Regions from separate parts of the Mus musculus genome. Here region 1 is linked to region 2. The links are chromatin loops, found by intact Hi-C in ENCODE. Cell type or tissue: left cerebral cortex. All regions are shown on one strand.

Evidence for each region. Peaks named below come from ENCODE experiments on the same cell type or tissue, not always from the same donor. Only the 100,000 strongest peaks of a DNase experiment are listed, where the experiment ranks them.
Region 1: a loop joins it to region 2, with 1.9 times the contacts of the local background. A loop is called at or near these places in 3 of 42 quality-filtered maps.

What each region holds. Positions count from the first base shown.
Region 1 is chr4:118,064,157-118,068,156 of GRCm38, reverse strand. All of the region lies in intron 2 of St3gal3 (ST3 beta-galactoside alpha-2,3-sialyltransferase 3), which reads left to right. Among named protein-coding and RNA genes, the nearest start is that of St3gal3, 69 kb to the left of the region's middle. In left cerebral cortex, a CTCF peak has its summit at 2,143 (motif pointing right); no DNase peak of the experiment used is centred here.
Region 2 is chr4:117,981,030-117,985,029 of GRCm38, reverse strand. The region is part of intron 5 of St3gal3 (ST3 beta-galactoside alpha-2,3-sialyltransferase 3); the gene reads left to right. The region is part of intron 1 of 9530034E10Rik (RIKEN cDNA 9530034E10 gene); the gene reads right to left. Among named protein-coding and RNA genes, the nearest start is that of 9530034E10Rik, 8.0 kb to the right of the region's middle. In left cerebral cortex, no CTCF peak of the experiment used is centred here; DNase peaks (open chromatin) are centred at 1,663 and 2,155.

The DNA.
Region 1 (4,000 bases), 83 kb before region 2:
CTACTTTGAAGATAGTATGACCTAAATGAATATAAAGTGCACACAGGCTTAACAATCCAGGCAAAAATCATCTCAACCTGACAGAACAGTACTTAAGTGGAAACAATCTATATTATGACCCTCCATAAAAAATAACGTGCTAGGTGAGAAAACTGTGTATGTCTCTGTGTGTGCGTGTGCGTGTGCGTGTGCGTGTGCGTGTGTGTGTGTGTGTGTTTGTGTGTGTGTAATATGACCCATTTCCTGCCCTATGACCCATGCCCTAACCATAGATACTTTGTTTCTGCAGGCTTGCCTATTCTGGGAGTTGCATATGTAGTGCAGGGACTCAAACAACTTCTGCCAGTTGTTTTTCCCTTAGGGTAGTGTTTCAGAGCTCATCCGCAGTATAGTACATGCCAGTACTTCATGCCTTTCTGTGGCTGAGTGACGTTTTTAATGGGATAATGACTACATTTTACTTATCCACACATGACCCACTAATGGATATTTTGGTTCTTCTGGGTTTTTTTTTTGTTTTTTGTTTTTGTTTTTTTTTTTTTTTGTTTTTTTGAGACAGGGTTTCTCTGTGTAGCCCTGGCTGTCCTGGAACTCATTCTATAGACCAGGCTGGCCTCGAACTCAGAAATCCGCCTGCCTCTGCCTCCCGAGTGCTGGGATCAAAGGCGTGCGCCACCACGACCGGCATAGGTTCTTCTGTTTCTGGCTGTCAGAAATAATGCTTGTGTGGATGTGTGGACACCATGTACAAGCTTTTATGTGTGCAGCACATTCCCATTTCTCTTGGCCTAGCAGTGGGATGGCTGAACCATAGGATAACTGTGTGTAGCCAGGGTTCACTAGAGGAACAGGGCTTACAGATCGAGTCTAACATAGGTAGGAAGGGATTGATTAGAATGCTTACAGCAGTGGTTCTCAACCTTCTTGATGCTGGGACCCTGTAACACAGTTCCTCGTGGTGTGCTGACCCCCAGCCATAAAATGATTTTCTTTTCTTTTCTTTTTTTTAAAAAAGATTTTATTCATGTATTTGGTATATATGATGAATACACTGTAGCTGTCTTCAGACACCTGAACAGGACATCGGATCCCATTACAGATGGTTCTGAGCCACCATGTGGTTGCTGGGATTTGAACTCAGGACCTCTAGGAGAGCAGTCAGTGCTCTTAACCTCTGAGCCATCTCTCCAGCCCCCATAAAATGATTTTCATTGCTAGTTCACAACTGTAATTTTGCTCCTGTTATGGATCACAATGTAAATATTTTTGGAGATAAGAGATTTGCCAAAAGGAATGAAGAGATGGCTCTGCAGTTAAGAGCACCAGCTGCTGTTCTAGAGGACCCAGGTTCAATTCCCGGAACCCTCATGGGTGGTTCACAACCATATGTAACTCCAGTTCCAAGAGATCTGATGCTCTCTTCTGGCCTTTCTGGACACCAGGCATGTATGTGACACAGAGACACGTAAACAGACGCACACACCCTTACACATAAAATAAAACACTTTTTCAAAGTGGGTTTTCCCACTTCAAATGATTTAATTAAGAAAAAAAGCCTTCCAGGTAGTGGAGGTACACACCTTTAGTCCCAGCAATCAGAAGGCAGAGGCAGGAGGATCTCTTGAGTTTGGGGCCAGCCTGTTCTACAGAGCAAGTTCCAGGACAGCCAGGGCTACACAGAGAAACCCTGTCTTGAAAAACAAAAAAGAAAAGAAAGAAAAAAAAAATCCCTCACAGGTGTGTGTGCCCGGCCACTTGGGTTTCAGTTAGTTCCAGATGTAGCCGAGTTGACAACCAAGAATGGCCACCAGACCAACTGAGAGACTCCCAGGCTGGCTCCCAGTCTCCATCATTATACCCAGCCCGCTCTTACGTGAGTGCCAGGGACCCAAACGCAGGTCTTCATGCTTGTGTGGTAGGCATTTTACTGACTGAGCCATCTCCTCAGCCCCCAAAGACCCTTCGAAGCTAAAATAAAGCAAAAAGAAAGAAAGAAAGAAAGAAACAAACAAACAAAAAAATCACAAAAAACTCAGACCCTGTAGTTCTAGGAAATTTTCATTGAATTCTTTCTTTAAATTTTTTCCCTTTTCACATTTTTTTAACCCAACTTTTTTTTTTTGAGATTTATTTATTTTATGTATGTCTTCAGACACACCAGAAGAGGGCATCAGATCCCATTACAGATGTTTGTGAGCCACTGTGTGGTTGCTGGGAATTGAACTCAGGAGCTCTGGAAGAGCACCGCTGAGCCATCTCTCCAGCCCCTCTTCCCTACTTTTTTCTTATTTGTTCTCATATTCTAGATGTCATATTCTAGGTGTCTAACTTTCTGTCCTATATTCCGAAAGTTTTCCTCAATTTGTTTTTAACCTTTTTTTAAAAATTATTATTCCTGACATTATAGTTTTAAAAAGATGTCTTCTATTTTTATTTATGTTGCGTCTCTTTATGTGTGCTCACAGAAGCCAGCATAGGGCAGTAGAACCCTGGAGCTGTACTCACCCACTGTTGTGAGTCACCCCATGTGGGTGTTAGGAATCGAACTCGGGTCCTCGAGACTGGTATACTCTCTCACAAGATGGAGCCATGTCTCCATCACCTAAGTGGGATCTTCTACAGAGATTTGATGTAACCGACAAAGTTTAAAATATTTACTGGTCATTTGCAGAGAAAGATTTCCAGTTCCCAACTGAAATCCATTTTCAGCTGGGTGACTGGTTAAGTTTCCTGGGTGCCCACTCAGAGTTGACCAACAACTGAATACATGGACGGCTTCCCCATGTTTAAACCTTTATACTTGTGGGTTGCCCCAGGCCTTCAGTTGGGCCATCTGCAGTGCGTGGCGATAGTCACCACAGATTTTGTTAATTGAACTTGGAGGGTACGTGTTCACTCTGCACTAATGGCTATTCTTGTCCCCGGGACAGAATGCCTGCCATAAACCACTCAAAAGGAATGATTTATCTTGGCTCCCGGTTTCACAAGATTCTGTCTGTGATCACTTGGCTCCATATTACTGGGCCCATCGAGGGTTGGGACATCATGGTTGTGGGGGCAGGGGGACACAAGAGCTTCTTCATGGTGAACAGGCAGCAAGGAAATACAGTGAGGGAACAGGGCCAGATACAGGCCAAGGACAGGTACCAGTGACCTCTTCCTCCAATAGCCCTGCCTTTTTCTGTTACCACCTCCTAATAACCATGCAACCATGCAGCATATTTTGGCGCGATCTAGGAATTAATCCACTCATAGGTCAGAGTCCTCATGATGTAGTCATTGCCATAGACACACCCAGGAGCGTGTTGCACCTGTCTCTCCTAAGCGCGTCTTAATCCACAGCTAGAAAGTCCAGATCCGCCCTCCCCACTCTTCATTTCCCCTCCATAGCATTTGAGATTGCATGGCTTTCGTGCTTAGTAATTTACCTGAACCTGCTCTTGAGGCCACTGGTTGGCTAACTGCTAGGTACAGGTGTCTAGTTTCATTGTCCCTTGGCTATTAACTTAGCACCACAGAATGAGTAAATGATAAAGGTTTCCTTCGGCTTTTGGTTCTGGTCCATGTCCAGTGAGACAGCCTTTTTGCTGGCAGAGTCCTGAAGCTGTGCAGGGGGTTGCGTGGTGGGAGTTGTTCGCATGAGCTATACTCATAGGGCTCCGTCCTGATGTCGCCCTCCGGCCCTAATCGCAGTCAGTGGCTCTACCACTACAGTTGCGTCCATTCGCACGCTCTCTAGTGCCTCACTGTGGGGACTGAACGCCAGCCTGAGCTTCAGCGGGAGCAAAGCCTGTTCAAACCACAGCCCCAGAGGAAGGGTCTCTAAGGCACACTTCCCCTTCTGCGCTACGTCTAGCACTGTGGTCGTCTCTCTGTTCTAGAGTACCTGTACTCCCTTCTTCTGCAATCCCGGTTTGGACTGGTCCTCACCTCCCCACATCTAACCCGACCCTTCATCTCTCACAGACACACTCAGGAGAGAGCTTCACCTGGCTGCTAA
Region 2 (4,000 bases):
CCCTGTGGTCCTCACCGTGCCTTCCAGAGGCACCCAGTGAATGAAGCCTCTCTTCTGCACTATTTCCCCAGAGATTTGGAGCTGGTGGTCACACGATTTCAGGTCTCTGCCCTCATGAGGCATTCGCAGGAGCAGGTTTCCAACCTGGTGGACCTCTCCTGAGTCAGGTCCATCGATTTCCACTCCCTTTAGGGAACCCCACAAGTAGAGTGTGTGCTTCCTCCAGGGGTGGCCTGACAGAAGACTTTCTCCATAATAGCCAAATGCTCCAAGTAGGCCACTTTTTAGTGATCACATCACACTGACTCTCTTAGTTTCATGTCTGTTGTTGAGATAAAATACCCTGACAAAAAGCAAACTGGGGAATAAAGGGCTTACTTTAGCTCCTGCTTACGATCCACTATATGGAGAGTCAAGGCATCAGGAACTTGATGGAGCTGCTCAAGAGCAGAGAGAGAATGGATGTGTCATGCCTCCTTGCATGCTTGCATATTCTTAGCTTGATTGCTTCACTCTCATATGGTCCAGGAATTCCCTGGCTAGGAAATGGTGCCACCCACAGTGGGCCGGGTCTTCCCATAGTATCAGTTATCTTAATTAAGACAGTCCCCACAGACATGCCCATAGGCCAAACCAACATACACAATAGTTCATTGAGTCCAGGCATTCTAGGTGTGTCAAGTTGATAATTCAAGCTGACCAGCACACTGACCAGAGCCTTTTTTTCCAGTGGTGGGAGTTGAACCCAGGTCCTCATATGTGCTAGAGAAGCACCAAACCACTCAGCTGCAATCTGTCCCTACGCCACGAGCCTGTTCTCTAAGCATGTATGACGATTCCATCATACATGTGGATGATCCCATGTACGTTGTGGGCCCAGACCAAGTCTGCCACTCTGGAGCCATGTCCATGTGACAGGATTAGACACGTAGAGTGAGGTATTTGTTGATGACACCATGAAGAATGCAGGAGACTTTCCTGGGGCAACTCAGAGCATCCTTGGTTAGTCCCAAGACCCTCCCTACACGTGGCGCAGCCACATTCTCTGGTGGATGGTGTCTTCTTGCTTTCTTTGGAATAAAGTATGCCCAAAGTACATGACAATAACCTGGAGGTCCCAGAAAAGCCCTGGTCAAAGGCCTGAGGATGTAGTTTAGTTGGTAGGATGCCTGCCTAGCATGCATAGAGCTCTAAATTCAGTTCCCAGCACAGCAGGAAACTAGGCTTGGAAGGCCAATTAGTGACCCATGCCTTTAATCCCAGCACTCAGCCAAAGGGAGGTGGATCTGTGAATTGAAGCCTGCCCTGACCAGAGAGCTACATAGTAAGACCCTATCCAAAAATAATTAATTAATTAAAAATTAAAAAACAAAATTAGGTATGGAACCTGGGAATGGGGGAAGCACCCGGGAGGTGGTGGAAGGGGGATCAGAAGAAATTCAAGGCAGGAGCTAGAGAGATGGGCCAGTCCAGCAGAACTATGGGGATCTGGGTTCAGATTCCAGCATCCATGGCAAAAGCCAGGCACAGCTGCACACACACCTGCTGACTCCAGTTTTATTGGAGGCTGCAGATCCCAGACTGGGTGGAATAAAGACTTTATCTCAGAGAAATAAGGCAGGCTGACAAGGCAAGCTGCCCAGTCCTCCTCTGACTTTTATAAGCGCGTTCACCTACACACACATGAGTGTGCATGTTGAATTCAAGGCCAGCCTGGGATCCATGCGACCTTGTCTCATATGAATAAAAATAAAGAAGATTCCTGTCAAGAGCCCTGGGGAAAGGGCAGGGGCTATGCAGCCAGACACCGCATGCACGCACGCAAGAGCCTTTAAGAATAAGGCATCGACTACGATAAGGTCTGTAGGAGAGAGAGCTGGGCCTGGGCCTCAGATCCAAAGCTGTGAGGACAGGGCTGGCTCAAGTGTTCTCAGTCACTCTGGAGCCTCCAGACTCCAAAATGGCTCATACCCAGCCAGAGAAGCAGTGCATGGAGCAGGCAGAGCCCAGCCTCAGGCTGAGGGAGTCCCTCTGGGCTGCTGTCAACTCTGCCTCTGACCTGGCACTCCCTGTGCACGAAGGGAATGGCTGATACCAAAACTGGGAGGGGAGGAAGGGAAACGGGAGGAACTGCCAGTTATTGAGCAATGTGGCGTGCCAAGACTTCCTACGCCTTATCCCGCTTCCTCTCTACAGCAACCGGGGAGGTAGGCGGTAATGTGCAGCCCACATCACATCCATTCATTCATCAAGTATTTAGCAGGTGACAATTAAGTGTCAGGCTCTGCTGGCTGTGAGAGAATCTGACAGGCAGCCTGCCTTCATTGGAGCGCATGCTCAAATAGAGACATGGCACAGAAACAAGACATATACGTAAAACTGAGTTAAGTACAGTTAAGGTTCTGTAACTGGAAGTGTCAGGGGAAAGTAAAGAGGAATGGAGAGGAGGGAGTTGAAGAGACTGATGTTTCAGGGGTTGAGAAACAAGTAGGAACCCAAGGGTCACGGAAGTCGACCACAGTTACAGCTCAGATGAACGGTTAGGGGTACCGTAGAGATGCGGGTGAGCAGCGCTATGGAGCTGGTAGATTGCTCCAGCAGGTTCCTGTGAAGTAGACAAGGCCAGTTCAGATTGCCACAGATGCTTCAAGCAGTGGGCTGTCTAATGGAAGCATAGAGATAGTCTGAAGGGTCATCCAGATTAGAGAACCCAGCGTGACCACACTGGGCTCAATGAGAGACCACGCCGAGTGTACTTTTCCCGTTCACAGTTTCTGTGCAGGTGTGTGGATGGGGGTGGCTGATTTTAACTACTTTCCCATTCACAAGAAAAGAGAAAAGGAAGCTGAGACTGAAGGCCAGCTCAGTGGAGTCAGTTACAGATTTGGTATGTAAGGAGGTGAGAACCGCAAGCGAGTCTCCAGGGGAGGATGCTGAAAAGATGGCATCTACTCCTAAGTATAGGTGGAGGAATGGGCAAGCCACCTGTGAAGTTGTGATTCTGCAGAGGACTCCGGTGATCAGAGGTAACCTAGCCTAGGACAGAGGCAGGAATAAGTAGCCGGAACAGGCAGGGAAAAGCAGGTTCCAGGGCACATCTGCCTTCACGTTCCCAGTTTCTGTATTCAAAAGGAGACCTCTTTCCTGTGCCCCACCTTTTGAGGAAGGAGGAGGGTACCGTCAGTATTGAGGCAGATAACAATTGCTTTTAGAGCCTACCCCCCACTTTAATATTGACAGAGCCTACAGTCGAGAGGAGACACACCTGCTAAGAAAGGGGTGACGGACTTGAAACAGGTGAATCATTGTTGGTTTGTGGTCACAGAGGCACAAGGCTTCCAGAGAGGTCAAGGCCGAAAGCAGTATGAGAAGGAGGGAGGGGAAGAGGGGGGGAGGAGGAGGGCGGGAGGGGAAGAGGAGGGAGGGAGGGGAAGAGGAGGGAGGGAGGGGAGGAGGAGGGAGGGAGGGGAGGAGGAGGGAGGGAGGGGGGAGGAGGGAGGGAGAACAAATATGAATCAGAACTAGGATCTTAGCTGTAACGTGGGAGACACCGCATCTCACATGCTATCATAAGACTTCAAAGACCAGGAGTTCACATGTGAACCAGTAAGAAGGCTGGAACTTGGTCACCTCTAGGACACGTGTCCCTGCCAGGGTTGGCAGTGTAGGTCTTGGGGAGCTGTTGTGTGGCTAGAAGAACCCAGAGTAAGTCTCTAGCCCTGGATTGACAGTCATGGGGTGCAGATTGCAGCAGAGAATGGGGGAGCTTTAAGATGCTGGGTGTGGATATGGGAATCAAATGCTGTAGCCCTGTAGTTTATGGCTATGACAGGCCCTTGTCCCATGCACAGGATCTCCAATATGCTAAGCGCTGTTCTAGAAATTGAATGTGGTATTGAGGTAAAGTGATGTAGCTCAGCAGTAGGGTGCATGGTTATCTTATCCAGGGCCCTGAATCCTATCCCTTCCAGGGAGGAGAAAGGGAGACGATCTCACCAGT